Regions from separate parts of the Mus musculus genome. Here region 1 is linked to region 2. A link is a loop called in an ENCODE intact Hi-C map of the cell type or tissue named here. Cell type or tissue: gastrocnemius. All regions are shown on one strand. Links, peaks and the distances in the headings refer to the core of each region. The heading gives the core; the rest is flanking DNA. Region 1 holds the start of Gm46065 (predicted gene, 46065). Region 2 holds the start of Slc7a5 (solute carrier family 7 (cationic amino acid transporter, y+ system), member 5).

Region 1 (14,318 bases), core at 5,074-13,073, 190 kb after region 2:
CTACCTCCATCCGAGTAGGTCTCCGTGCCGTAGCCATCCTGCAGTCCGTTGCTCCAGGTCCCTTCGTATTTGGCTCCGTTGCCCGTGCACTCCCGCACCCCGTAGCGCCCCTTAAATCCGTGCGTCCACTCGCCCTTGTACACCCACTTCCCCTTGCTCTCCAGGCCGATGCCGTGGCGCTTGCCCTGCGCCCAGGTGCCTTGGTACGTGTTGCCGCTTGGCCAGGTGTAGACGCCCAGCACCTCAAAGCCGTGGCTCCACGAGCCGGTGTATTCGCCCTGGCCCTTCGGGCCGGTGCAGACGCCATGGCCGTGCGCCTTGCCGTCCTCCCAGCCTCCGCAGTAGGACCCTCCATCGTCAAAATTAAACCTACCCCCACTGGACATGCATGTAACGCGGTTTGCGAATCCCGCAAGCGGTGAAAAAAAAAAAAAAAAAAAAAAAAAAAGAAACAAGGCGATCAACAAACCGGAGTCTTGGTTGGCTGGCTGGCTTTTTGTTGCGATGCTCTTTTCGGGGGGGTGGGGGGGGGGAGGACGAAGCACGCCCGCGACCCCGCGCGCGGACCGGCGGCGGCGTCTAGGTCCGCCAGCGGCGATTGTTCATTTTCGAGCTGCGCCGGAGCCTGACCAGCGTCTCGCGCTCCCGCTGGAGACAGGACCGGGAGGAGGCGGGGGAGGGGCGGCGCAGGGCGGGGGAGCGGCTGGTGCCCGCGGCTCCACCTCGCCGCCAGGGCCCCTCGCCGCGCGCCCCGGGAGCGGGAGGGCGCGGGGCGCGGCTCAGGCCCGGGCGGCGGGGCCCGCGGGCGGCGGCGCGCGCGGCTGCACCGATCCCGGCCGGACCGGGCAGCGGCACTGCGGCGGCGGCTTGCGCTCCGAGCCCCGGCAAGCGCGCGGCCGCCTGGAGAGGGGCGCTGGCGGGCGCGCGCGCGCGCACGCGAGGACCCCGGGGCGCCCTGCCCCTCCCCTGGCCCGGGGTCCGGCCGGCGCGCCCCAGTCTCCGCTGCCAGGGGCTGGGATTTAAAGGGACAGGAACTGCGTAACGGGAAGGAACCGGGCACCGCGAGCGCACGCCGCGGTGGGGAGCCGGGAGGAGGCGCGGGCGCCGCAGGCAATCGAGGGCCGCGCGGTCCCCACCCCGCTACCTCCGGGGACACCCGCACCGCGGCCCGTGCGGGCCACGACTTGACTGAGAGGCTCCTGCCAACCACAGGTGGTTTCTCCCTGTGACACACTCTCTCCTCCTTCTTTCAGGGCCGCTGGGGGGTCCCCGGGGAGGCGCTCACCTTCGAAAACACACCTTTAGCGAATAGCGTTTAGCCCCTCTAAAAATTAATAGAAAGTTGGGTCACACGTTTGCATCTTGGAGCAAAGCCACCCCAATCCCGTGGGCCTTGCGCCCTGGCCAACAGGTATCCCCCCCACTCCAGAAGCTGTCGCTCTTTGGGGTTACCACTCCGCGGTTACTAGGTCTCTCTCTCTCCCTCTCTCTCTCTCTCTCTCTCTCTCTGTCTCTCTCTGTCTCTCTCTCTCTCTCTCATTACCCACCCCCACCAAGAGATGCTAGCATCATGGGACTAATTGAAAATGCATTTCCTGGACCATCAATCCGAAGACAGGAGCCCACATCCCCTGCCCTCCCGGACTGCATGCAGGGAATGGCAGCGGGCATTGCAGTGGGCTGAGGAGGAGGGGGTCTGCATGGCTTCACAGTTGCACAGGGTTGGGGTTAGTGGGGGTTGGTGGTGACAAGAGACCCAGTAAGCCCCGGTGGTGGGGAGTCCCTGACTGGGAGCAAAAGAGGTGCATGGTGGCACCTGCAGCCAGCCGGGGTCATCGGGGCGCTTCCAGAACCCCAGATCTCAACCCCAACCCCAACTCCTTGTCTTAAGCACAACAACCTCTCCTTAAGGCCCACCAGTCAGATGGTGGCATCCTCTTTTCTCCCCAAAGGCTTTGAGAAGCTGTCAGTTCCTGTTCTGTATCCGAGGTTTCCAGCCACTCTGGTCCTTGAGTCAGGGTTTGCCTTCAAATGGCCTATGGTGGACTTCAGGGTGCATCACATCTTGGACTTGATTGGAAGTTAGCATGCATAGCCCACCATCACCAAGCAGACACACATCAGCCTGCCGTATACCTGGAGGGCAGAAAATCTCCAATCTCCCAGACTTTGTTTCTGTGTGTTCCAATGTGTTAATGGACTATGAGCCAGTGGGATGAGTCTGTTAGCTTATTACGAGGATGTGGTCAAGTGGGCCACAGACTCATCTTCTATAGGCTGGGCTTCACATCCTGATTCCAGGCTGTGTGGCTTTGGGTAGCCACTTCATGTCTCTGTGCTCAGTTGCCTGACCTGTAAAATGGGACTAACAGTTCTAGTTGAGTCCCAGTGAGAATCCAAGGACCAGGTATCCAGCATCCAGTGAGGGTGAGGGAGTAGGACTGTCACTGGGATCGTGATGGGGAGGCTGAGCTCTCAACCTGCCACTCCTTCCCCTACACTGTAGGGATAAACCATGCCTGGCAACACACTGTGTCTTCCATTTTATTTCCTGCCCCCCTTTTGCTGACTCTGCAGCCCTTGCTCACACAGCACTGCATGGCAAATACATTCCCTCTGGTAAGTGATGCTGGTCTCCAGCCAGATACTGGGTACTGCTACCCCCAACCACACATGCCTTTTGCTCTCTGCCATTCTGCCCACCCTCCCCTGAACCCCACCTCTCATCTCCCACTGCCAGGGTCACTCAGGCCGTGTGACTTGCTCTGGTCTCTGGAGCAAAGACATTTGAGGCGTGTTTGTGCAGTTTGGAACCGTTTGCCCCATAAAGTAGGGCTGGAGGTATTGATTGCATTTCAGAGGAATTTTGCCAGAGTGATTTAAACACAGTACCACCCAGCAACTTAAAACAAGAGCCAAGGAAGAGGCAAAGCTGCCCTCGCAAGCAGGGTTCTGCAGCCTCTCACTGGGGATGAAACCAGAGCCTTGTGTGCTCATGTGCTAGGCAAGCGCTCTACCACTGAGCTGCAGCCTCAATCCTCCCGCCTCAGTCCTCCATGAACTCTCTGGGTGCTGAGCTTGGCTGGAAACCTGGCCTCGGTGACCTCAGGTGGAATCACAGGCTCTCCTTGTCTAGAAGATCGCCTGGCCCCTCTGGATAAAGAGCTTTGCTAATGAGAAAATAGTAACAGTTGAGGTCCCAGGTTCTATATCTCTTTGTTGTTTGCTTCTCTTGCTCCATGCCCAGGATGTTTTCTGGTTGTAACTCCATGGTGTGTGGGGGCGGGGAGGGGGGGTTGGCGCTCTACCTCCTCTATGCAGAAATCTCCTTTTTATCTCCAATGAACCTGCTTGTCTCTTTGAAAGAACTCAGCCATGGGCTGAGGAGTGAGCACTGGTAGAATGCTTGTCTGGCACGCGGGAGGTGCTGGGTTCAGTCCCCATGACTTGCTCATCCCAGAAAGAAGGTGTTAAGAACTGAGAACTGAATGGAAATTATTTCAAACTGTCAAGAAAGCACCTATAAAATACAATGTTTCAGGCCTGGAAAGATGGATCTTGCTGCTCTTGCCGAGCAACCAACCAGCTTGAGTCTCCCCCTCCCCCAACCCCCTCACTGCACGGCTCCCAATCAACTGTAATCCTATTTCCCAGGACTCAGATGCCCTCTTCTGGTCGCCATCTGCACTGCACACATATGGTATACATATAGAGACTCAGATACACACACACACACATACACACATATAAAATAAAAACATAAATATTTTAGAAAAACACCATCTAGTGTCACCTGTAACCCTGATACTCCCCACCCCAAAAGCAAAATCCCCCTAATGAATGGTTTTGGGGTGCATGGCCAAGCCTTCTCCCACTCCTAGGTGGGTTCTGCTTTCCTCTTCCCTGAACTCTGACTGGCTTGTGTTAGCTCATGAACAGTGAGGGGCAGCCTTGAACTCCGGGGATGCTGCTGGAGCTCGGGACAGTGACCATGCTGTAAAGAAGCCCAGATGGTGCATAGGCAAGAAAAGTTAAATAAATAAATAAATAAATAAATAAATAAATAAATAAATAAATAGAGCAGGACTCCCAGAAGCAGTATCCAGGAGGAGCCGTGTGCACACCGTCCTGGGAGAGAGTCCCTGTTCCAACCTCATCATATCTTAATCTCTGAACAGAATGGATTGTTGTTTTAAGCCAACGGCCATGCAAACTCCAGCTTGTCGGGCTTTGTTTTTGCTACCATTGTTCTTTGTTGTGTGTTTGTAACACAGCTATGGCCATTCACTTAGGAGATCCACAACTCCACATCAACACTGACAGCTAATTGAGCAAACCTATTACACACCTCATAGCTCACAGAGCTGAAATCTCTGGACACTTGAATGACTTAAGATCTCACCGAGCCCAGCTTGACCTTGAACTCCTGGAAGCTGGGATTACAGGTGTGTGCATGCCCGGGTTGTGCTGGGGTTTGAACTCGGGTCTTCTTGCCCGCTGGCAAGACTTCTGCTGATCAAGCCTTGTCCCTGCTACTCACTTCCATAACATCATGCGAGTCAGTGACTGGGCTGTGGGTCGGCCCAAACTAATGACCACAGACCAGGGGGCTTATGCAATGCTAGTAGACTATTGCCCAAAGTTCTGAGTCTCAGGGTTCAAGGTCAAGGTCCCAACTGACTCAGTTTCTCCCATGCCTCTCCCCCATGATTTCCAGTCATGGCCGCCATTGGAGCTCAAGTCTCTGCCTCTGAGTCCTGCAGTCAGCCTCTTGCCAGCTTTTATTTCTGTGCTCTCTGTGCCTCGCTTTCTCTCCTGCAGTCTTCTCTCCTCATGGTAAGCATCGCCTGTATGGACTACTGAATCAAGGGAGACAGATTCAGCTTGGGTCAGTTAAAGCCCGAGGCCCATTCCTGGTCTGGGAACCCCATTCAAGGAATAACGTCTTATTTTGTGACGATAGGAAGAAAGTGACTGCTTCTTTAGTACAGCAGGAAGGAGGACAGGACCATGTCAGGATGGGCAGTGTGTGCATGGCATGGTTGATTTCACGTTGACAGGGATGGTGATGGTGATGATGGTGGTGACTCTGGTGGAGGTGATGATGTTGATGGTGTGGTAGTTTGAATATGCTTGGCCCATGGAAAGTACTACTATTAGAAGGTGTGGTCTTGTTGGAGGAAGTGTATTACTGTGTAGACAAGCTTTGAGGTCTCCTAGTGCTCACCCAGTGAGTCAGTCTCTCCTGTTTGCTCTCAGATGAAGATGTAGAACTCTCAGCTCCTCCTATACCACGCCTGCCTGGACGCTGCCATGCTTCCTGTCATGATGATAATGGACTGAACCTTTGAACCTGTAAGCCAGCCCCAATTAAATGTTGCCCTTTATATGAGTTGCCTTGGTCATGGTGTCTCTGCACAGCAGTAAAACCCTATGACACCCCATTTTGCCTGATTTCCTCTAAGGACATTGAGGTCAGGCTACACACTCAGTCTTTGGGGTGGGTATACAATTCCTTTAAAATTGGAAAATTAAGTTTATGTAACTGACTGAAGTTAGCAATTTACATTTGCTGTCAGTTGTAATCCTAGAACAACTTTATGGAGCAGGTATGATACTGTTGTTGTTTTCCCCTTTACAGATGAGGGATCTTGAGTCTTAGACAGGTTGAGTCATTGGCCCAAGGTAGATAGGAGAAGATGGGGGACATCACAGCACCTTCCGTCTCATGCGTCCACTCCCTGGGAAAGGTGAGCATTGCCCATGGCCAAGTGCATATTTGAATACTTAGTGAATCGTTATGTGCTGACTGCCAATGGAAGGACCGCCCAGGTTGCCCAGGTTAGAGAATTGCATCTTATCTTCAGGATTCCAAGCCCTGTACAAACCTACTTTTGTAACCTACTTTCTGTTCCTCTCATACAAAACCATGGACCTGAATTAGTGATCTTTGCCTTTCCCTGTCATTTAACAACCCGTGCTGGTTAGTTTCTTCTTGCTCGCTTCTGAACTTCACATGAGGGGATCATGTCGGACCCTTCCTTTCTGCCCTGCACTGTGCTTATGATTCGTCTGCACAGCTGCGCCTCTTGTCTCAAATAAACATTTGTTTCTACTTGTCTCCAATCGACATTTGTTTCAACTCTCTAGGCCTGAACTACTTGGTTGTAAAGGAAAACCACTATAGCCTAGTACCCGAGGCAGTTAACATTAACAAGGGAAAAGGTTTGTTTAGCTTGTGTTGCTCGAGGCTCTCCGGCATAATGCCTGCATCAGCTCAGTTTGAGGGAGGACCCTTTTTCTCAGCAAAGGCACACATCTATGTGTGGAAGAGTGCACATCACCAGATGTGGAGTCAGAGAGACTGGGCCCCATAATTCACCTCCAAAGAGCACAGTCAAGGACAGTCCACTAGACATCACCTGCCAAAGGTCCTGTGGCTTCCCAACAACTTCACCTGGGCACTGAGCCTTCAACCACAAGAGACCCTAGGGAGCCACACGCTCAGCTGCAGCCGTGCTGCTCAAGCCACTCCCATGATCTTGCCCAAGTGCCCTGCACACATTCTCACTGGGATTCACCTCCAGAGCCAAGGGAGAGCTGGGCCAGGCCGGTCCCTCTTTCTGAGCGCCACACACTGAACCACGTGTACCACTTTGTCATGTGACTGTCTTTTAATTCACGGTCTCATCTACTCACGAAGGGAATGGAGAGCCCAGCCAGGTGGACCTGTCACGTGGCGCTGAGCTCCACGCCTGCCCGGCACAGATGATTCTGACTACATGGTAGATGAACAAAACAAACAAGCAAGCAGCCTGCACCCCTGAGCACAGAGGGAACTGAAGCTTGTCGTACAGTGAAGGGCACAGCTCAGGGTAATCTGCAAGCTGCTCCTGACCCACCTTCCCCACTTGCGAGACTCCAGCTGGTATCTCCAACACAGCACTTGGGGACACAACGTACGGACCGTGGGGAGACTCTGGGGGCCCTGTTCACCCCTCCCGCTCAGCAGATGGTGTGGGGGACATAGAAGCCATCTGAGGAACCGCCTCCCTGCCATTGCTCCCCAACACGTTACTTTTACGTCGCCCTCCTCCCTGCTCCCACGGCCCAACAGTGTGATGAGGACCAGCAACCAAGGGGGGAGGGGCGGGGGGGGGGAACTGTTCTGCATCCATCTTTTCTGTCTCAGTGGGATCAGCTCCACGTGGAGGAGGGGCCAGAAAGAAGAAGCTGAAGAGCACAAAGGCTCATTACACAGGAGGAAGGGCTGGTCTGAGAGACGGCTTCAGGAGACAGTGGCTGCTGTGGGTTGCAAGGTGGATCTAAGGATACAAAATCAAAGTGGTAGACTGAGGCCTGGATGGTGTAGACTGGTTCCATCAGATGAACAGGCACCCAAAGGATCTCATAGCCATACTCTTCAGAGAGAGCTCCCCCCAAATTCCCTGAATTTAGGATGACATATGGCTCTCTCAAAATACCCCCCCCCTTACCCACTCCTTCTGCTTTTCAACTCCTGTACCCCCTGGCTCCAGACCGCTTCTGCCCTCCTTCTATTGGATTCAGGATTCGGCTTGTGGTCCTCCTTCTCCAAGAAGCCTGCCCAGCCTTCTACCTCTATAGCCCTCCTGCCCAGTGTCTCCATATCACAGCACAGGGTTCTCTGCATGGCCCAGACTGGTCACAGCAGCATCTGCTGTGGGAGACCCAAGGCACAACCTGAGTCGCCAGTGTTCACATCTGGCTCAAACAAAGTCCACACCAGATGTATAATGCCTGTGTTTGAGCCTCTGAGAGGGAGAGGCTGACAAGAGAGTGACTGAGGGGGAGTGAGGGGCTGAGGACTCCCCCACCGTGTTCCAGACCTCTCCCTACCTTGCCTTCTGCATACACAACCAGGATGGCACCCCTCTCTCCCAGTTCCCTGTCTATCTCCTGTGCTGTTTACCCATGTGGTGGGCTTTACCCGGGTTTCAGACCCTGAATTCTTCAGTACTGGAAGCCAGCCGACCTATGAAAGTACAACCAAACTACACTGACACCAGTCCACCAATAGCCCCTGGGGCTTCAGTCCCTGGGGGTTTTATGTCAGTTGTTTCGTTGAGAAGTTGAGGCTGTTTGCTTTTTGTCTATTTAATACAAACTAGACAAATCTGAGAAGAGGAAATGTTTTGTTTTGTTTCTTTCTTTTTCCAGACAGGGTTTCTTAGTGTAGCTCTGGCTGTCCAGAAACTGACTCTGTAGTCCAAGTTGGCTTCGAACTCACAGAGACCCGCCTTCCTCTGCCTTCTGAGTGCTGGAATTAAAGGCCTGTGCTACCACTGCCTAGCAAGAAGAGAAAATCTTAACTGAGAAAATGCCTCTTTAATATTGGCCTATAAACAGGGGCCTGGAGAGCTGGCTCAGTGGTTAGCACTGACTGCTCTTCCAGAGGTCCTGAGTTCAATTCCCAGCAACCACATGGTGGCTCACAACCATCTATGATGGGATCTGGAGCCCTCTTCGGGTGTGTTTGAAGACAGTGACAATGTACTCACATATATAAAGTAAATCTTTAATAGATAGACAAGTCTGGAGGAGGCATTTTGTTGATGGAGATGGCAGAATGGGCAGACTGCCCTGGATTCTATAAGAAAGCAGGCTGCAAAAGTCATGGGGAGCAAGTCAGTAGGCAGAGTTCCTCCATGGGTCCTCCCTCTATGCTCGTCCCTCTATGCTCCTGCCCTGACTTCCTTGGATGATGGAGGTGTGAGCTGAAAGAAACCCTTCCCTTCCCCAGTTGCTTTTGGCTGTGCTGTTTATCACAGCAATAAAACCCCTCCCTAAGACAGATGTAATTGATACGCTGTAACGCCTGCCTATTGGGTGAGTGCCATTGATGTGTATAGCGATTCAAACAGTGTGAGCCACTATGTCACAATACTTAGCCCTTCTATGAACCTAGACAGAAACCCTGCCACCATGAGAAGCCCATCCCTGTGCCCCTCCCCCGCATTCTGAGAGCCCACCACTCTGATTTTTGTTTTTGTTTTTGTTTTTCGAGACAGGGTTTCTCTGTATAGCTCAGGCTGTCCTGGAACTCACTTTGTAGACCAGGCTGGCCTCGAACTCAGAAATCCTCCTGCCTCTGCCTCCCAAGTGCTGGGATTAAAGGTGTGTGCCACCACGCCCGGCTCTGATTTCTGAACACTTCACATAAGTGGCTCTGCCGAGTGGCGCCTGCCCTGGGCGCCCAGCTTCTTTCACTCAGCACATGAATATGCTTCATCTACCCTGTGTGTAAGTGCACCCTTCACTCCTGTGGCTGCACAACATCCTGTCATGTGGACAGGTTGCGCACTCTCCTTCAGGTGGCTAGTGTGCGCCACTGGACAATCGTGAGGACTTAGTGTCCTGCCTGTCCGTTGTATGCCCATCCCTCGGAGGCAGGACATTTTTCTCTGTTTCGAGGTTGCCTTCAGGGGTATGCATGTGTGTTCGCGATGATACAGGATTTTAATGTCTCTGGTGTGACCTGGGAGAGGAGTCGCTGTCCCCATGACAACCTTGTGTGTCTCCTTTTGAGATACTGCTCAGTGGTTTTCACCATGGTTGCCCCACACTGTGTGCGTACCAGCAGGGTATGAGGGAAGGGGGGTTCCTGTGTCTCCAGAACCTTCCATAGTCATTGTTGGTCTTTCTGATGTCTCTGCAGCTTGCAGCAGTACCTCTGTGGGACTGTGATTTGTGTTTCCCTGGCGATCAGCCATTTTCTCCTCTCCTCATGTGCTTCCTGGCCATCTGTGTGCCCTCACTAAAGACGTGTCTGTTTAGGTCCTTCTCCCGCTGTGAAACACATTCCTTTGTATTTCTGCCGTGCCCTTTACACCTTCTTTATTCACGACTCTCTCTGGATGTATGATTGCAAAGTCCTTCTATTTTGTGTGAGCTGTCTTTTCTATCCCCTCTCCCTAACTTTCTTTTTCTCTTTTTCTGATTGTTTTTTGTTTTAAAATGGAGCTTCTCTGTGTATCCCTCACTGTCCTGGACCTCAGTTTGTAGACCAGGCTGGCCTTGAACTCACAGAGCTTTACTTTCCTTCTGCCTCTGGAGTGCTGGGATTAAAGGTGTGGGCCACCACTACCTGGCCCTTTCTTGTTTTTGAGATAGGATCTTGATTTGAATTTCAGGGTGGCCTAGAAATCATGGCAATCCTCCTGCTTCAGCCTCCCCTCTCCTGGAATCACAGATGAACTAATTCTCTGCTTTCTTCATGACATTATTTGCAAGAAGAAGTCTTCTTCTTCTTCTTCTTCTTCTTCTTCTTCTTCTTCTTCTTCTTCTTCTTCTTCTTCTTCTTTCTTCTTCTTCTCCTCCTCCTCCCTCTCCTTCTTCTTTGGAAAGAGTTTCTAAGTTAAATTGTATTCATTTCCTGGAATTCGCTATGCTTGTGCCGTGGTGTCCACGTGGAGATCGGAGGACAACTTGCAGTACCTGCTTCTTTCTTCCACTCTGTGAGTTCTGGGATCCACTCAGGTTGTCAGGCTTAGCTGCGAGCGCCCTTACCTTCAAACCTCCTCGCTGTCCTTTGGTACAAGTTTTTACTTCATGGAAAAGCAAGGTGCTGTTTTCATATTGGGGCTTCCAGAGAACCCTGACCCACTCACTCCCCTTCAGGATAACAAGCCTGTATTCGTTGGTCTCTGGATGCTTCTTGTCCTGTGCATCCCCAGACCCCATAACCTTTTCCCTCCAATAGCGCTGAGGCCTGGGGAAGTGGCTGCCTTACAAGAGGTGGGGACCTTTCAGGCCCCTGTCTGCCCAGAGGAGCTTTTGAAAAACACACTTGGCTCGTGTTCTAATCAACCCAATCATAGAAACTGTGCAAAAACAAGACACCAAAAAGAAAATGAAGAAGTTCTGACAGCTAATGTTCGCTCAGCTCCTGAACCTCCGAGGCATTGCTTATCCAGAGGCACTTCGCAGAGTTAAGAGAACACTGCACGAGCATCCTGCGTTCCCTCCTTTTTTGCTTTGCAAACTCTCCTGGCAAGTTTTTGGTTTCATCCAATTGTCTTCAGCCCGACTGATCAGTGACTTACATCTTTCCACAGAGGCAGGAATGGCAGATTTTAAAAATCCGTGTGGCTTGCTTAGTGCCTTGGAGCCTTGTCATCTGTACTTCGCGCTTACTTACACTGTTAACTGCTTCCCTTCTGTCCACCTGTCCACTCCGATGCTGGGCACCAGCATGCAAAGTAGTTAACTCCTGACTCCCTTGTGGAGAAGGAAGCTGGGGCTCAGAGAGGTAAGGCTTTTGCCTAGGGTCACACAGCTAAGACTCAAGCTGGGACTTGAACCTGGGCAACCAGCCTCTGGAGTCTATATAGTCTCACTTTGGGCAAAGTGGAAAGGTCAGTATGGGAGAAGGGCTAACACTGGGGTGGGTGGCCCTGAAGAAGACGGGCCTCTTCTTTAGGGCTCTGGTGGACAATCAGAGAGAGGCTCTGGGATGTGCATACCAGCCACCACAGTCCCAAGGCTGGGGTGGGGCATGGGGTAGGGGTGGCTGTTCCTGTCTCTGTGGACATGTACATCCAAAGGACACAGAGGGAACCCAATGAGCTCAAAGTCTTTGCAGCTGCAGAGACACAGAGGACGGGGCAGCAGCATCCTCTGCTCTCCTCTCCCCTCCCCTGTGATCCCAAGCACCAAGGTTTGAAATGAGAATCTCCCAGCTGCTCAAGTGATGCCAGAGTAGGTTGGCACAGGCTGTGCAGTTCAGTGGAGGCAGCAGTGGCCCGAAATGCAGTCTCCCAAGGATCCCAGGGGGAGGGGCTAGAACTTGAGGGGAGGGGCTGGACTTCAGGGGGTGGGATTAGACTTAAGGGGCGGGGTTAGACCTCAGGGGCGGGGCTAGACTTCAGGCCTTTGATGATCTATACTACTTTGGGCGTGTTGTCCAGGGAGGCCATGGTGACAGGCGGCAGGGACAGGAGATATGGAAACAATTACACACCAAAGTCTACCAAGTAAGAGCCTCTGTGTGTCCTCTATCAAAGCAGCCACCTCCTAGATGAAGCGGCTATATCCCCTGTGCTCGTAGAGGACAGTCACAGCTCCACCGTACTGAGGTACTGCCCCAAAGGCTTCCACACACACCTCTAACTGCCCCCTTCCAACAGTTCTACATGATTTGTTTGAGTGGTGGGTGTGTGGAGGTCAGAGGGCAACCTGAGGAGTCAGTTGCCACCTTCCACCATGTGGGCTCTGGGGACCGTCAGGCTTGGAGACAAGTGCCTTTACCCACGGACCCACTTTGCCAGTTCTGCTTCCACTAATTCTAAACGACCAAAGCCCAGGTCAAAGGACGCGGGCACTTTGTTCAGCTGCTGCCTGTTGTTTGTGGTCCACTCATAATAAACTAGCATGGCCCGCAGCATACAAACAGGATTGGCTGGACGCTGTGGCTCCTTTGCAGCTTCTCTGGTCCCGCTGAGACGCAGGTTCCTGCGTTGCTGAAGTCCATTCACAGACTAAGTGGCTGCTACTCGCTTGTCCAGCACAGATAGCTTCTTTCCCACCACCTGTCGTTCAGGAAGCCTGGTGCAGGCGGCAGCCCAGAGCAGCATGTCAATAGCCAGGCCAGACACGCGGCTGCCAGCTCTTGGACTCTGCTCACCTCCGGGTTTGGCTCTTGGACTCTCCATGATGCCTGAATCTCTGCCATCAACTGCCGGTCCAGCCTGGGTACTTGTGTAGTCAATGCCTGAACCTGACCGGCTCCAGAGAGGCACAGAGACTGAGGCTGGGAGGTAGAAGATACCAACTAGCTCAGTGAGGTCTCAGGAGGTGCTGTGGCCTGTGGCCTTGCCTCTTTGGTGGCTTGTTGAGCAGGCTCTCAGAGGATCGCAGATCGAGGGAGACCCCATCTGGCCCTGGCGTGATACTGCAGCTGCTACGGCGCTGTCCATGAGACACAGCCTTGTCTTGGGAGCCTGAGCATGCGCACTGAGCCAGTTGCATCCCCACCCCACCCCCCACCTCCAACTGCACATTCCCCTGCATTTTCTGCGTTGAGGTTTTATGCTCAGGTAGAAGTCAGGGGAGGGCGCAGGCACTTGGGTTCTTTTACTTTCCACTTGAACCATTGCTATTGCTATTTTCTTCCAAATGAGAAATTTCACAGCGTTTCACGTTAACAGCCAACCTCCAGCAAACCTCCGAGGCAGCTTTGTGACCTCCCTATGTCTAGGAGGTGCGATGCTGGTGCAGTTTGTACACAGCCACACGCGTCACTCATGTGACAGATGATATCTACCACATGCCTCTGCACCTAAGACGTCACTAATACGAGGGCTCAGGACTGTAGTCCCTGGACAGCGAGGCGGCCTTGGGAGAGCTCTTGGGTAGAGCGAGGGGCAGGGAAAGGATTGTAGACGAACGCTTCAGAGTGGCAGGCTTCACACACAAGACAGAGCACACGTAGGCAGGCAGGACTGACAAGCTATTGAGACATGAGCCCTGTCTCCTGGAGAGATGAGCAGACTCTGGAGCTGGCCAATTAGGCTGCGCCACTGAGCCCCCGAGATTGCCCCATGCCTACCTTCCCCATGATAGGATCATAGGCATGTACTGCCACACCAGGCTTCTTCCCACACTGGGGATCAAGCTTGGGCCCTTATGTGGGAACAGCAAGCTCATTGCTGGCTGAGCGACCTTTTGGTCCCTGTTTTTTTCTCTCTCCAGAAGCTCCAGGGGTCAGTCTTGTGGGAAAGATTTAGAGGCAGAAGGACAAGGCCAGAAGGCAGTACCTGTCATCCTGAGCCCTCGTGCTAGGATGTCTTAGATCCAGAGGCATGTGGTGAATGTCATCTGTCACATAAGCGATGTGTGTAACTGTATACAATTGCACCAATTGCCAGAGTGCCAATTCTGGAAGAATGTCAACCCGGAGGAGGAGAAACCGAGCTTGGGTTAAAAAGGAGGGTAATTCACCTGCCTGGCTCCAACATCCAGGCGTCCCAGTGTAGTGACCACACTGAGGTCGTAGGATAGGCTTGGCAAACCAAGTATAGTAGCTCAAGCCTGTAATCTCAGGGCCCGGGAGGCCCAGGCAGGAAGATTGTTACAAATTTGAGGCCAGCGGGAGCTAAAGAAAACAAGAGAGAAACAAAGTCAGCTCATCGGTGGGGAGTGGTGGGAAGGGTTCACGTCCACGGACTGAGGCTTTGGCGAGGAGCAGGGTGGCCTCCCGCCTGCTCTGATGTCCAATCACAGGGACGCTGTCCCATCATGCACAGTTCCGAATGTACTGATAACATGATGTAAGCCAG
Region 2 (15,968 bases), core at 1-8,000:
ATGCTGGGACAGAGACTTGATAACCTGTCTGCTTTTTGTCTTTTTTGTAAAGAGTGGATACCCAGGTCCTATGCTTGTGTGTCCCAGACCTCTGAGACTCATGCAGCAAGGGGAAAGCAGTATTCACGAGAGGGAATTCCTGAATCTCAAATGCAGGCACAGAGCTGCTTCCACCAGGCCAGACCGTGTGGAAAACTTGATGGGAAAGGAGCTTGGGCCTCAGGTTCTTTGAGCAACAGGACTCTTCTGTGTGTGCCAGGAAATGGGATTGTGGCCCAGGTCTCAAGATTGGAGCCTGGGACAAGCCACAAAGGAGTCACATTAATCATTCATGATCATCCATTCTCATAGGGTCTCAGAGGCAGAGAAAGCAAGGTGGAGGCACTTACTGGGAGAGAGGGTCTTAGCCCCACGGCACCTCCATGCCATACTCAACAAGAACTCAGACAGGAGCCTGCAGCGACACTTTCCTCTGAGGGCAGGGATGTCTCTGTCGCCTAAAACATTTCCCTTTTGTTAGCTATTTTTAAAAAGCCATGTTAGCCTCGACACTGAAACTCTCAGGAAGAAGTCTGAGCCTGGACACATTGCTACAAAACTACAAACAAAAACTAGAAGGAAGGTCTTTGATATCAGCCCTCAAAGCAGCAGAGCAAAAAAACAAAGGCTCCTGCCTCCCTCGCAGCCCTGGTCTGCTCAGACGGCACACCATTGTCTTCAGAATATCTGGCCCAACTTTGAAAGTTCAAGGCTCTGTCCTTGGCTCTTGTGTTTGTTACTTTCTCTGTGTTTAAGAATGTGTGAGAACTCTTGCTGGGTCCCCATGAAGAGGCCACGTTTGGCCAATCTCCCAATACTGCCTCGTTGGGACAAAAGCCACAGTCTCGGCAGTGATGGCCGTCTCTGTACCCTACTCCCCAACCCCTGACCCTCGCCCATTCTGTGTTATCAGCCTCTATCAGCCCCAGAGCACAGGCAGCCATTCTGAGACCTGAGAAACCTCCCCCTTTCTGGATACTCAGTCCCCTCGAGTAGTGTCCTTGGGGAAGTCCCCGCGGCCTGGCTGTGTCCGTCTTCAGCTGTGCTCTGTGGTCAATGGCTACTGCACAGCTCAAGACTTTATCCCTCTGTTGACAGTGGGCTGTGGTGCCTGCCACCATAGCACATAACTTGACACTCAGAGGCCCCTTCAAGCTCCTACATCTCTCTTCCCAGAGCCACAGACACTGAGGGATGCCTGGTCTCTAAGCTGTTTGGCTTAGCTGTTGCCCTTCCTCTCACTGTTCTCACCAAATTTACTTCTCTGAATGGGGAAGTATCTGCGTGTGTGGTTGTGAGACAGACATGGTCCTTCAGCCTCTGTTCCAGAAGCTTCTTGTGGTACCGAGGCTTAAGCACCTGTTTCTCTCGGAGGGAGCCGGGTCCTCCGCTCTCTTGCAGACCAGCTGTGTGGTGTGTGATACCATGACTGCTGGCAAGAGCCACTCCTTCCTGTCCTTAACCTCTGCCTCTGCCATGCTCCCTACCCATCTCTGTGTTCAGGGAGACAGCGGGGAGCAGTCTGCTTCCACCTCAGGCCCCTCATTGATGGCCTGAGGAGCCTGTAAAGGAACAGGGCCTACATGTTTCACTCAAGCTTGAGACAGGGCCTCACACACCCACACCAGCCTAGAACACGTGATCCTCCTGCCTCAGCTTGCTGAGACTTGGGTTTGCAGGCGTGGACCACCAGGCAGATCGATCATGGCCTTCTTGGGTTCAGGGGCAGAGTCTGTGTCCACAGGAGGAGAGAGAGGCCAGCTGTGTTTCTAGGGCTGAGATTAATCTCGTCAGAATTTCCTGTCAGTCTGGGGATCTTTCTCAGTAGCACTCAAATGCTCCTGAATTTGGAAGTTCCCAAAACTCACGGTGGCTCACAACCCTCTGTAACGCCAGTTACAGGGGAACCCAATGCCCTCCTCTGTCCTCTGTGGGCACCAGGCACACACTGGGTACACAGATACACATGTAGTCAAAACACCCATCTACATAAAATAAATCTTTGAAAAATTAAGTATTTTAAGCAACAACAACAACAAACCGAGGCAGGGTTCATAAAAAATGGCTCAGCGGTTAAAGATGCTTGTAGCCAATCCGAATGGCCCGAGTTCAACCCTTGGTACTGATGTGATAGAGAGAGAGGCGCGACTGCACACACTTCCATCTGCAGAAACGCTCCGGTTACTGTGCCGCTGTTGTGTGGCTTTTCATGGGTAGATGCAAACAGACTTCTACTCATCCCCAGATAGCGCACTGACAGGCCCGGTTCCATGCAAGTCCAAGTTGGTGAGTGTGGTGGTTTGTATATGCTCAGCCCAGGGAGGGACTATTAGAAGGCGTAGCCTTGTTGGAGTAGGTGTGTCACTGTGGGTGTGGGCTTTAAAACCCTCATCCTAGCTGCCTGGAAATCAGTATTCTCCTAGAATGAAGATACAGAACTCTCAGCTCCTGCGCCATGCCTGCCTGGATGCTGCCATGCTCCTGCCTTGATGATAATGAACTGAATCTCTGAACCTGTAAGCCAGCCCCAATGAAATGTTGTCCTTATAAGAGTTGCCTTGGTCATGGTGTCTGTTCACAGCAGTAAAACCCTAACTAATACAGTGAGTGAGCTTACTGTACCCAGCTACTTACAGCAGCATAGGTGACCAGATAGCAGTGTCAACATAGCAGTATCTATACTAAGTCCCCTTACCTCCCCAGTCAACCTTCTACCTCCCTAATGCTCTGCCACACCCAGACACATGTACCTAGGGTGGGAGAGCACACCTGGGAAGTACCGGCCAGAGGGCCGAAGGGGGGCTCCGATGACCCGCCCCGCCCCTTTCTTCTATGAAGGACTGTACAAGGTACGCATTCTCGTTTCAAGATGGAGATAGGAAGACAGGCTCCCCAACATCCAATCAGTCCAACACCATTTTAAATAAATTACTGACCAGTTGAAGAGCTAACCACTAGGAACACACACCGGGAGCCCCAAGTCAGGAAATTTAAGATGAAACTGCTCCTCCATCCACCAGTAGATGGCGCCCCTGGAAAACATTTCAGTCTTAGCTGTTTGAAGAGGTGTTGGGGGGGGGGGGGGCACCAAACAGAGATAATACACACCAACGGTTGCTTTGCAGGAAAAAGTTTAAGGTCTTATCTAACGCTGTGATAAGCAGCAGCAGAATCACGAGCCAGGGGTCTCGGGGACATTCACTGGGTATTGTCACCAGAGCAGCTTCTGCCCAGGGCTCAGGTCCCCCTCTTGATCTCTTGTTCATTCTCTCTCTGAACTCCAGACCCAGAAGAGCCATTTGAACCTGCTGTGTTCCTCCACGACCACCGTCCTTGGCCTCTGGTAGTGGCTTTGACTTAACTATGGTTGTGATTTTATACCTCCTTGGACTATTGCTATCTCTGGTTCAAATCAAAGCTTTCCCACGGCTGCGATGCAGAACCCAGATTCCACTGGGAACAAGGACAGATTCCAAAAGAAGCAAGGGTTAGTTAGCCACCCACAGGTGAGAGGTAAGCAGGCTGCTTGCCTGGAGGTAGGAGGCCGTGAGGCTGCGCATACTGGGCAGGCAAGTTACACAACTGCAGAACTGGCTTCCTCGTTTACTATGAAGTGTTTCTAAGAGTTGCCACGTGTCCTATTAAGTTAGACGATGTACCTTGGAATCTTAGCGATGTCTCAGTGGGTTGGTGGTATGCTTTTAGCCCTCTGAAAGGACTATGTCAAGAATGAGAAGCAAGTTTCTCAATCTTCCCAAAGCCATCAGTTTAGGCAGTCTGTACTGTGGCATGGTTAATGTTGGTGTGACCTTTTAGCTCCATGGCTTCCCACTGCTCAGGCTACAGAGATACCAGCTTGTCATTGCTTGTGAATGGCTGACATACTGGGGGTTGGGGGAGGTAGCTCCAGTGACCCTTGGAGTCTTTGGCTGAACACCTCCCCGACATGGGCTTCCAAGGGGCAGCTCTGGCATTCTTGGCTGCAGCAGTAGATCCAAAGATGGGGAGAAGTTTGAATTTCTTCATTGGTCATGCCTCAGCAGTGGGGAAGGCTTGGCAGACTGGACAGTTTAGCAGAGCATACAGGGCTCTGTATCCTTACAAGTCTGAAGGTTCTTAAATTAAGCCCCCCCCCCCACCTTCCCTTCTGCTTGTCTGTGAGTTTTCCTGGGGACTCCTTTGGACAGAAAATGGAACAGCTGGTGAAAAGGAGGGGGTCTTGGGGCTCCTGGACTTATCTTGACCAATGAAATTTTCCAAGCGTACCATCAGCTCAAATTACACAGCCCATACCACGAGGGCTTGAACCCACTTCCTTGAGCTCACCGGTGGGCGTCACGAAGATGCCAGAGCTGATAATGGTGCCCACGATGATGGCACCAGGCCTGGGATGCTGAACCTTCCAGATGTGTGACCACATTATCTCAAAAACCCTCTTACCTAAGATTTCCTAAGAATGACAACCTAAAGCCCTTTCACCCTACAGTAGATTGGGTTGGTTCCCTTCTAAAACTTGCTTCTCCAGATTGGGTGTACCACTAATCGAGCTTTTGTCAAGACCCTCCTTGGGACCAGATGGATATCTAAGTCCAGGAGTAAGCTGGCTACCATTCTGGTCTATTCTTCCGTTTCCTCCAGAGCTGACGGATCATTTCGCCCTCAGACTCGTTTCCTCTGGACCAAGTTGGACTATAGGGGTGCCTCACCCCACAACCCACCCCCACTTATCCTAGATAAGATATTTATCCTTCATCTCCCAGACGCACAGGATATGCACACTGGAGGAAGCGGAGATAAACACCCGCGAGGCAGGGCCAGGATTCCGGGCAGGTGTTGGGACTATACACTGAGCCACCCCCCTTCCGGTGCTTTCTCCCTTGACAAGTCCTCTGCGCCGCCTGGGGCGGGAGAAGAAGCACGCCCTTACCAATCGGCCCTGACATCCTGCACAGGACTTGTGAGGAGGTGTGAGTCGACTCTCCACCCGCGTACAACATTCGGATCTTGTGAAACACGCCGCGATAAACCCATCAGTAGTCACGCCGCGTTAAACACATCAGTAGTCCTCAGTTTCAGGATCTTAACGCTCCACGTGCTCTAACAGACTTGGGGGCGGGGGCCCGCGAAGGAGGCGGGGTCGCGCGGGCTGAGGGGGCGGGGGCCTTTGCGAGCTGAACCAACAGCAGCGGCGATGGGCGGAGCCTGGAGGGCGGGTAACGGTAGAGATAAAAGGCCGCGCGGGCGGGGCGGACGCAGACGCACTTCTCAGTACGCGGAGAGCGGCTCGGCCGCGCGCACGCCGGGTATCCAGGCCGAGCCGGGAACGCCGAGAGCATGGCGGTCGCGGGCGCCAAGAGGCGCGCGGTTGCGACCCCGGCGGCGGCGGCGGCGGAGGAGGAGCGGCAGGCGCGGGAGAAGATGTTGGAGGCGCGGCGCGGGGACGGCGCGGACCCCGAGGGCGAAGGCGTGACCCTGCAGCGCAATATCACGCTGCTCAACGGTGTGGCCATCATCGTGGGCACCATCATCGGCTCTGGCATCTTCGTGACGCCCACCGGCGTGCTCAAGGAAGCGGGGTCGCCCGGACTGTCGCTCGTGGTGTGGGCTGTGTGCGGCGTCTTCTCCATCGTGGGCGCACTCTGCTACGCGGAGCTGGGCACCACCATCTCCAAGTCAGGCGGCGACTACGCCTACATGCTGGAGGTCTACGGCTCGTTGCCCGCCTTCCTCAAGCTCTGGATCGAGCTGCTCATCATTCGGCCCTCCTCGCAGTACATCGTGGCGCTGGTCTTCGCCACCTACTTGCTCAAGCCGGTCTTCCCCACTTGTCCGGTGCCCGAGGAAGCTGCCAAGCTCGTGGCCTGCCTCTGCGTGCGTAAGTAGGGGTCCGGGCTGGGGTGGGGCCGGGCTGGGGCGGGGCCGGGTGGGCGCGAGCCAAGGTTCCTGCGTTTACAGCTCGGCAACACCCATCCCAGTATCCCTCCATCTGTCCATCCCTGAACCATCTCGGCAGTTCCAGGCTAAAGTCACAGGCCCCAGAACCCACGTGCGTTTCTTTAATCCATTCATAGTGTCTATGCTTTCGGGACAGCCCTCGCGAGACCTCAGTGGGTCGCGGCTCTGACCCCGCGGCAGGCATCCCGCTTCCCGACCTGAATTCTAAGTACGAGAGATCTACTCTGTCCCGGGTGAGAGCAATACACTCCCTGCCTTCAGCAAAGCACCACGTGGAGTGGCAGATATGCCAGTTTCCTGTTTCAGCTTCAGTTGCTGACTGGTTGCTAAGAGGGAAATTGCAGTTTAAAAAAAAAAATCACTTATGTTCTTAAAACCGGCCTATCAGGAATCAGTGAACTGGCTGACTCATAAGAAAACAGTAGTAATAAATTTGTGTGTGGTAGTGATGGCTGCTTGCTCGTTTAAGATGAGTAGCGGAATCGTGTAAAGCCTGCCTGTCAGTAAAGGACTAAAAGAAACTCGGCTGCAGACAGACGACAGTCTGTGTGGGTGGGCTTGAGGGGTCCCAAGATGTGCCAGGTAACAGCTGTTGAGTGTAGCCTTTATGGGACGCATAGGTCAAGACGGATTGATTTCTGCTTTCAAAAACAGTTGTGTGATTTTTCAGGACTGGGGGAAAATGATCGTTTGAAGCAAATGCCACATGATTTGGTGGTGGAGAGCAACCTGGAAATAAATCATGCTACTTTCAAAATTACAGATGAGTTCAGGCAGCTAAGACCGATGTATCTGTTTGTTTTGAGAGCTGTGTTGATAGTGCACACAGAGAGGGTGATGGGGAGGTGGGCTAGACTTGGTTGTGAGCCATGGAAGTCCGGGGCTGCTGTTAGCACTGGGGCCACTGCTCGATGCCAGTGCCTGTTTTGGCTTTGGCCCTGAGACTGTCTCCTGTTATCAGACCCAGCCGGGTGTGCCCTTCAATTCTGAGACCACCCACTCTGCTCTGTAGTGCCAGTTGGATGATGACCAGTAAGGTCTTCTGTGTGCTTGGTTCATGTGTAAACCGTCATAGCTAGAGTTGGTCTTCAAAAGCACTGGGCAGTCCAGGGAGAGCCTGGCCTCAAACGGGACACTGCATACTCAATTTTAATTGTCCAGTTCTCCTTATGGATGGTAATCTCTTTAGGGATAAGGAATGTCGTGGGTACCTTTAAGGTTTGTTGTTTGCTTGCTTGCTTGCTTGCTTGCTTGCTTGGTTTTGAGACAGGCTCATGCTATGCAGCCCTGGCTGGTCTGCAGTTCTCTGTCTCCCAAGTGCAGGCAGTAAGTGTGTGTACCATCATGCCAGGCTGGCATGGCTGTCTTTAAAGAGCCCACACTCTTGTCAAGATAGTTCTGGAAACTGCAGGTGCTAGTGACATATGGGAAGCAATGCTTGCCCACAGGAGGCTGTGAGCACTGAGGGCTGGCAAATGTCCTTTCTTTTAAAATTTGTTTTCTTTTTTTTCTTTTTTTCCATTTTTTATTAGGTATTTAGCTCATTTACATTTCCAATGCTATACCAAGAGTCCAGGTGCTCTTCCAGGTCTCTGAAGGCCTGGGCGCCGGCTCCCGGAGGATTGCACTCTGAGGAGAGTTTCAGTGTTCATGGAGTGAGTGCCCTGTTCTTTCTCGAGGGCACTTCTGGGGAACATAGTGTTCCCTGGCTTCCATGCCTTAGGAAAGACCCCGAGGAAGCACTGAGAGTCAGGTTTTAGGGCAGAGGTCTGGTTTACGTGGTTGAGTCTTCTGGAGTCCTCTGTGTTTGTCTCTCCACAAGTTTCCTTCACCTAGTTAAGACTGGATTGGGAAATGACTTGGCCTCCATCCCGAATGAACCCACTGGTGGTAAAGGTGCAGGCCATCTCCCTCTCAACAAGTCTGGCTCCCTCCTGCAACCTCAGGCCTGATGCGGGCAGCCTGGAGCGGAGTCTTTGATGATGATTGGAAGACTTGTTTTCCACATTGTTCTGGGTGGCCGAGAGCCCGTGTGAGTGAGGCCTAGGGACCATCTCGTGGCTTGCTGTTTGGTTTTGTTCTGCTTTTGAGACAAGACTTCTCTGTGTAGTCCTGGTGGTCCTAGAACTCACTTTGTAGAGCAGGCTGGTATTGAACTCACAGAACTGTTTGCCTCTGCCTCCAGAGTGCTAGCATTAAAGGCGCATGTTCATTTTTGCCTAAGTGAAGCTTGGGTGCTGTCGACTTGACCTGGAGCCCAGTGGTTTAGGTGCATTTCTACTGCTGTGATAAACACCATGGCCAGAAGCAAACCTGGGGAAGGGTTTTACTTTCCTCTCAGCTTGTAGTCCATCATCAGAGCAGTCAAGGCGGGAGCTGACGCAGAAGCCGTGAGGGTTGCTGCTCACCAGTTTGCTCCTCGTGGCTCGCTCAGCATTCTTTGTTTTTGTTTTTGTGTGTGTGTGGCATCCAGGATCACCTGCCCACCCATGTTGGCATTGCCCACAGTGAGGTAGGCTCTCCACATGAGTCGTTCACCTAGAAAATGTGTTGTAGACTCACCCCCAGGCAGCTTAAGTGTCCCTCTACCCAAATGAGTCTAGCTTGTGTCAAGTTGACATAAGAACTACCCAGGACACTCAGTGCCTGGGCTTGTCTTGTTACAGAATCTTTCAGACTAGAGCTGAGATTCCGTCTGGGCTGAGATTTATCTAATCTCACAGGGCCGTGGCTGTCTGTGCTGAGGTGTGCAGGAATGGAGCAGCCTAGACTCGGGAACAAAGCCCAGGCAGGCCCTGGGTGGTGACTAGCGCCACCTGTGTCCCATCTCCAGCCTTGTGAGTATGAAGGATGAGGCCTGATGACCAGCCTAAAACACTGAAGGTGTGCACCCTATCCTGGGTGGAGAATGGGACCCCTACCTGCTCACGTTTGATCTCAGGTGGCTGAGGACTCCCCTGGACTGCTCAGGAGACGTAGGGGCTGCCTGGCATGGGCTCCTCAGTGCTGCGGAACTCACTACTCTCTCCATGGAATGAGTCTGGCAGGGTCTTAGACATTCTTAGCTAGCATGTGCCTGGAGACCTGTGGCCTGAGATAATTCCCTTCTAGTGCCAGATCAGGAACATTGTATTTCTGATTTGAGGAAGGACCCTCGAACCCTACCTATAACTGTAGAGTGGGGATCCGTCCTGCCTGGGTGTTGGGGAGAGCTGTGTTTAGCAGACAGCACAGAGCTGATCACGTAGAGATGGGTCTGTACTCTGCCTGGTGGACCTCTTCCCTCTTACCAGGGAGCAGCCCCACAGCCCGCTTCTGCATGGAGAACAGGCTGGATGGAGGGAGAAGGAAGTGGAAGGGTGCTCACTGTCTCCCCTCCTCTGAAGTATAGGTGTGGGGCATAAGCTGTGGACCTGGTCTGGATGAAGACATGTAGACTCATGCTTGGCCCTGCCTGGGTTTCTGATGGCCATCGCCTGGCCAAGCTCTGCCGACCCGAGTAGCTGCTAGAGAAGATGGGGGGTGGGAACGGGTATGTATGTGGCTTTTTTGTCCCTTCTCTTCAAGCCACCCCCTGGTTTCTACCCTGTACTGCCTCTGCTAGAGACCCCAGGCCGCCACAGGAGTAGCTGGAGTTTTTGGGCACCGTTGCTACTGTGGCTGAGCTGAAACAAACTCTTTGGTGTTGCTGTGGCCCCGTGTCTGGAACCATGAGCTCAGTACAGCTTTGTAATCAGCACTGAAATCGGCTTTTCCAGCCAGACATGAAAGCACATACACACAGAGCAGATGACACCCAGTCACAGGACCTGGGGCCCCAGACATGAATAGTTCACAAAACCGTTGACCAAGGCGGCTGGGAAATGCTGCAGGCATTTTAAATATTCCTATATTTTTAAATATTTCAAATATTTTTTGGCAGGGGGTGGGCGTTGGGTAGGGATTATGGACGGCTGGGTAACCCATAGCATGCCCATGATCTTTGTCCAGAAATGTGGTTGGTGACCATAGTGACCCTGCACAGCCCCACGGTCCCCAGGCCCTGAGACACAGGTGGGGCGAGAGCCTTGAGAGCATTGTTTATTTGCATGGCACATATGCATGGCTTCTGCATATTTCCTCTGATTTAGCCCTTAAAGTCAACGTAATCATTCCCATCTTTCCTAGCAAGGGAAACTGAGGCAGGAGTGAGCTGGGTAGCAAGTGCTATAGGGTATGTGCTACCTTGGTCACTACTTCCAAGAATCTGGTCCGCTAGGGTAGGGACTCCAGCTGCTCAGAGGGGGTCATCAGCATTTAGATTCCTGAGGAAGGGCTCCTCCCCGGATGGAGTTTGTGGGAGCTGCCCAGTCACCCTTTTGTCTTCCTGCCACAATCTCCACTGGGGTGAGCTTTGGACGGGCAGCCCCATCTGTCCACCTCTGGGATGTTACAAGGGTGCTGCGAGGCTCGGGGAACAACAGACTCAGGACCCCCAGCCAGCATGACTAGTCCCAGAGCCTTGTGGATTGCTGCTGTGAGAAGCTGCCTCAAGAACAGTGCCCCCTGTCCAAGGCCTTTTCCATTCTGCCTGCAACCAGTCTCTCATGCCAGCCTCTGGTACACCCCCTACAGTCTCCCATGCCAGCCTCTGGTACACCCCCTACAGTCTCCCATGCCAGCCTCTGGTACACCCCCTAGACATTTGTTCCTTCCACTGCCCTCACCCAGCTGGAGGACTCACACCCTGCAGCCCGTCATTTAGCGGTGTTATGAGCCGTTGCTTTCCCCAGTGGCCAGCCACATCACATCTGTGTACCGTAGGGAGGCTGGAAGCCTGAGATGTCTCATCCCTGAGCACCAGCCGTCAGAGCAGCCCTTGGCTGGACATTTCTGTGCCGTGCCCACACTTTCCCTTTGCCAGGATGAGCTGCTATGTAAAGAATTAGCAGGATTTCCCACCCCATTCTCTGGAGCCTGGTGTGTGCAACCCGATCCACACTGAGTCACCCTGACCTTGGGGCTGGCCAGCACATGTCATTGCTGAGACCTCATGGTGCAGCAGCTGCCTGTAGTCAATAAGGGGCCTGCCTTCGGCTTACATTCCTGATCATGCCACCAGCTCGGGCTGCAGGAGTCTTTACTGGGTTCCCTTGGACCTCATTAGCCTGGGTTGTGTGGGAGGATTCAGGGCCACAGTGGTGGCTGAGACAGCTCTTGACTGTGTCTCTTGAGCTGTAAGCCCCCCCAGGGCAGGGTGGGGTGCTGGGTGCACACCTGCTGAGCCCAGAGTGCTATAGAGTGGTGTTCTGGGTTGTTAGGCCTACTCTGCTGGCAACTCCCCTAAGCCCAGGGATTCCTGGCTTTTCTCACTGCACCTGCTGGACATGATTGAGATGGAGAGGTCTTGGAGTCTGTTCCTAACAGCTATGCCAGCACCACTAAACCCGCACTCCCTCCCTCCCCCAGGTTGTGCCCTGGTGAGCCTGAATGCACCCCTATTCAGCAAGTTTATTGTATGCAGTGTTTGCTATGATCTGCTGTCCATACGGCAAATACTCTGGAAAGTATACACCCATCCCACACCTATGGCTAGACTACTCTAATGCCGCTTTAGGGACATCAAGGTTAGAGATCCGGGTGCCCCCTCCTTCCCCAGGAACTGCTGTATGGTGGAGCAAGTCTCACCTGCTCTTTCTTGATAGCTTCACTGATGATGGAATTGTGGTGCCATGTGTAGATGTGAGAGTCTACACTTAGCTGGTGATGAGAATCCCATACATTCTCACGGAGAGTCGCTCCTGTGGATATCCAACACAGCAGTAATCAGATCAGTGGGGGACCACGAAGCCCCTGGCCTGGGGTTTAAGCCAGTGGTGGCAGTGGCTCTGCAGAGTAGGAGCAGAGGCAGAGGTGTCAGACATCCTGGGGGCTGGGGGGCAAGGCAGCTTCTGGAGGTACCAGGAACACTTGCAACTCTGTCTTCAGGAAACCTGCTTCAGAAGTCTTGGGGAGTCACTAGGGGTGAATGGGTGTTTTGTTTTGTTTTAAAATTTATTTATTTCATGTATATGAGTACACTGTAAATGTCTTCAGACACACCAGAAGAAGGGGTTGTGAGTCACTGTGTGGTTGCTGGGATTTAAACTCAGGACCTCTGGAAGAGCACTCATTGCTTTTAACCGCTGAGCCATCTCTCCTGCCTATGTTTCATCTTACTAAGCTGATGTTTTCTGGCCTGTTGAAAGGATATGCCAGGCTTGTTTGAATAGTCAGGGACACCTGCACCCCTGGAACTGTCTGTGGTTGACTAGTGCTCAGTGTATATGAGGCCTGAGTCCCATCCCACACCGAGAGGAAGATACTGGAGAATCCACATAGACCTGAGGATGGGGCACAGGTGTGGTGGTATGTGCCTGAGTTCAAGGACAGCATCTATAGAGCGAGCTCTGGGACAGCTAGGGCTACACAGAGAAACCCTGTCTCAAATTTAAGAAACAAAACATTGAAGACTCCACAGCAGCTACGTTCCTCGGATGTGCCAGGATTCTCGGCCCATCAGAGTGACATCCTATGCTGGAGTTGGATCACACCCTGCAGGTTTCCTGACCTGTGTGGCTACATGCATACTTGGGAGCCCAGGAAAGGGATTCTAGAGAAGTCACCCATTGTATCTAAGTGGGCAACCTGGGCTAATGGCCCTAGCATGTGGGAGCTTGCTGACCTTAGAGGCTCGGCTGTCTTGGACTTGTCTGGGTGGGATCGCCAGTGATTGGGGGGGGGGGCTGTTTTTACCAGCACCTGAGGAGTCTAGGAGTCTGTCTGGCTAGGATGAGTACTGGGGTAACTGGCCACCTGGTTATTGCCAGACAGATCTTGAACCTGCACAGAGGCTCACTGGGGCTCTTTTGGGCTCTACCTGAGAGACTTGAGTGGGGAACCTGAAACACCCAGACTTTAAGGAGTAAGGAAGTACTACTGATGTCGGGAGTCCTGGGTCCATCAGGGAATCCCTGCGTGTGCTGACTGACTCGATTCAGATGGAGCTAGGATCACCTCCAGACAGGTCATCTAAGCCCACCCAGGCTCAGGCCTTCGTCCAATCAGTGGGCCAAGGATAGATGCACCCTGGGGGACCAGTCATGCTTCCTGGAACCAGTGAAGCCACCAGCCACTTGCTCTACCCTGCCCCAGGAGGCCTGGGAGACTTGGTGGGAGAGTGTGGGCAGCACCAGCCCCATGAGTTTCTACCTCCTGCCCATTGTACTGAGGCAGCAGCTCCGGCCGTCACATTTGGCCCTTTAGGGAAGAGATTCTGGTGCCTGCTCAGCCATGGGTCAGGTGGTATCAGGGTGAGCCTAGGACTTCTCCCATGGCCCGAGCACTGTTTTGCTGACCCAGCCAGACAGTAAAGGGTCTCTCCAGCACTCTGAAGTGTGAGCCGTGGAGCCTGAGTGTCCCCATGCAGGTGGCTAGGGATGAGAACTAACCTTGTGAAGAACATCACTATTAGGCCCGTGGGCCAAGGGCCTGACCTGCATAGCTATCTGCACCCAGGATGAGGCTCTGGGCTTTTTATCTCACAGGTCCAGCTGTTAGCCAGCACAGCCACATTTATCTATTGGTGTCACGTGGGGAACCCCCAAAAGGACCAGCCTTTCGCCTCCTACGCTAAGGCCAGGCTATCCCCTTGTCACGGCACAGTCCTGCTGGCTTTGTCTTTGGTGGGGAGACAGTGACGAGGTGGTGGATTGTCTGGGTAGGGAACTGAGGTTCCTTCCGGTCGGTCTTCTGACCGCCTCTCATGACAGTGTCTCGAGAAGGCCAGAAGCCCCTGGACCCAGATGAATTCATTCATTTATTTCAGATTGTTTGGTTTTGAAAGCGGGGCTGCGGGGCATAATAATCCCTTGTCCGCTTGTTCCCGAGTCAGTGCGCATTACCGGTTTACCACCTGCTCTGGCTTTTATAAGAGACTTGAAAGTATAGAGTCTCTTTTGTTCTGTCTTCTTCTGATGTCAGAGGAGAAGTCGTCAGCTAGGAAGAAGTTCAACCCCAGTTGCCGAGGCCCGTGCTGGCCCTTCTCTGTCCACTTGGCCTGCAGTCTGGGATCAGACCTGGTTTTGGCAGGAGAGAAGCTGGCTTGGCCCAGACAGGGCAGGGTATTAGAGTAGCAGAGGGGCCCACTGGGACAGTGAGGATAGTGGTTCAATACACTGCTCCCTTCTGAGAGGTTTAGAGGGGCACCTCCTACAGGGCGACTCAGCAGAGGCACAGTTCCTGGAGCCCAGAGCAGTGTCATACTTTCCCTTAGAGACCACAGCTGTCAAGGCTGAGGCTGTAGGCTTTGGGCTTAGCCACACCCCTCCTGCTGGCTCACCCCAGCCAAATGGGATCTGGCTAGTGATGCAATCTGCCAGCCTCTTGCACACCAGAAGGGTGTGTGGGGAGGCGGGATCAAGGGAGGCTCGGCTGCTCTGCAAGTTTCTTTGTCAGTACCTATAAGGAAATGTGGGACTGTCTAAGGAAAGCTGTCAGATTGGTGACCTGTGGGGGAAGGGACAAGGGCGATGGGGGAAGCCTCTCAGGGGGTGGGGGCCTGTGTTCATCCCACAGTCTCCTCTTACTCCTTTACTCTGGGAGACATGGGAGTTTTCAAGCAAGTCACTGCGGTACAGCGGCAGCAACTGCAGTAGCAGCTACACAGGCAAGGGAGCTTTCTCTAGTCTAGTCACAGCCGGTGTTACATCAGCCGGAGCTATAAAGAGGGAGGTGACTCAGTGCAAATGAGTGTTCTGGCTTCCTGGAGGTAAAGCAACTGCTGTAGCCTCCATCACCAGCACCAGGGAGTCTTCCTGCTTCCCTTCCACCTGAAGTTTGCCATGGCCAGATAATTAATGCAGATTCCTGTCTTTGTGGTCTGTTCACCAAACTGCATCATGACATATAATTAGTCTGGCTGCCTGGCATCTGCGAGGCCTGAGTCGGCACAGCCTTTGTGGGAGCTGCTCCCTCTACATCCTGGAGAAGTCGGGATTCTGGTAAACTGGGGCCACTCAGGCTGTACTGGTTAATGTTTGACCAAGGCAAGCCAGGAACTCCCCTCCCCCATAGTGGAGGCTCTCTAGCTCTCTTGGGGCTAGAGCTGAGGAAGCTGGGGGCTCTAGTATGGGGACCCAGCTGCTACCAAGGTGGCGAGGTAGGTGTGCTCACTGGTTTTACAGTGTTTTCATTTATGTTTACACAGAGTACAGTGTTAAAACCCAGTTCCTCACTCCACAGACAACTGCATACACTTGTCAAGGTCTCAGGGTTCCTTTAGGGGACCAGGCAGCACTGGTAATTGCTTCCTGCAGCCCCCCTGGTACCCTGGGTCCCTGAGGCCCTGCCTTCACACTGTGTGGTTCAGTTGCTCAGTTGTCTACAAAATATTACCTGTGGTTCATGTTTAATATATGCTGATCAAATGGCAGTGCAGTGGGACATGTTGCTGTTTTGTCATGCCCTGAGCCCACCTGCAACCGCTTGTGAGAGCACCTGTTCCCCTCGGTTCCCACCTGCAGCCGCACGTGAGAGCACCTGTTCCCCTCGGTTTCCACCTGCAGCCGCACATGAGAGCACCTGTTCCCCTCGGTTTCCACCTGCAGCTGGTGCCCACCTTGCCCCATTGTTCCCCTCTCGGCTTATCAGATTCACACAGACAAGGTGCCTCCCTGCTTTCACCAAGCCTGGGAAAGGTTGTCTTTGAGGAGAGGTCACCTTACTGTTCACAGTGCTGTGCTTGACCCTAGCGCTTGCTGTCCCAGGATTAGGGGCCATCCCCCAGGCTGCTTGAATTTCACTTGAGTCTGCACTTCCACAGAGTGGATACACACAGGCAACTGCAGATGAAGGGGTTCTGATGGGGGGAGTCTCTACGGAGGCAGAGACTGCTGAGACATGAAGCCTTAGCCATGCATGGTGGCACATGTCTAATCCCAGCACTCAGGAAGCTG

The links. Hi-C counts contacts between places; a loop is a spot of excess contacts. Peaks named below come from ENCODE experiments on the same cell type or tissue, not always from the same donor. Only the 100,000 strongest peaks of a DNase experiment are listed, where the experiment ranks them.
Region 1: a loop joins it to region 2, with 2.4 times the contacts of the local background. A loop is called at or near these places in 7 of 42 quality-filtered maps.

The regions. Positions count from the first base shown.
Region 1 is chr8:121,716,691-121,731,008 of GRCm38, reverse strand. Gm46065 (predicted gene, 46065) reads left to right here and starts at 532. Exons shown (of 3, transcript NR_165833.1): 1 at 532-1,212; 2 at 4,718-4,836; 3 at 5,260-6,126. It overlaps Jph3 (junctophilin 3), which reads right to left and starts at 450. Exons shown (of 5, transcript NM_020605.3): 1 at 5-450. The coding sequence starts at 386. In gastrocnemius, for the core only: a CTCF peak has its summit at 12,922; DNase peaks (open chromatin) are centred at 9,728, 12,667 and 12,915.
Region 2 is chr8:121,897,012-121,912,979 of GRCm38, reverse strand. It overlaps Slc7a5 (solute carrier family 7 (cationic amino acid transporter, y+ system), member 5), which reads left to right and starts at 5,294. Exons shown (of 10, transcript NM_011404.3): 1 at 5,294-5,914. The coding sequence starts at 5,374. BC048644 (cDNA sequence BC048644) reads right to left here and starts at 5,147. Exons shown (of 2, transcript NR_167716.1): 1 at 4,967-5,147. In gastrocnemius, for the core only: a CTCF peak has its summit at 3,046 (motif pointing right); DNase peaks (open chromatin) are centred at 3,061, 5,258, 5,767 and 6,932; H3K4me3 peaks cover 2,412 bases; H3K27ac peaks cover 878 bases.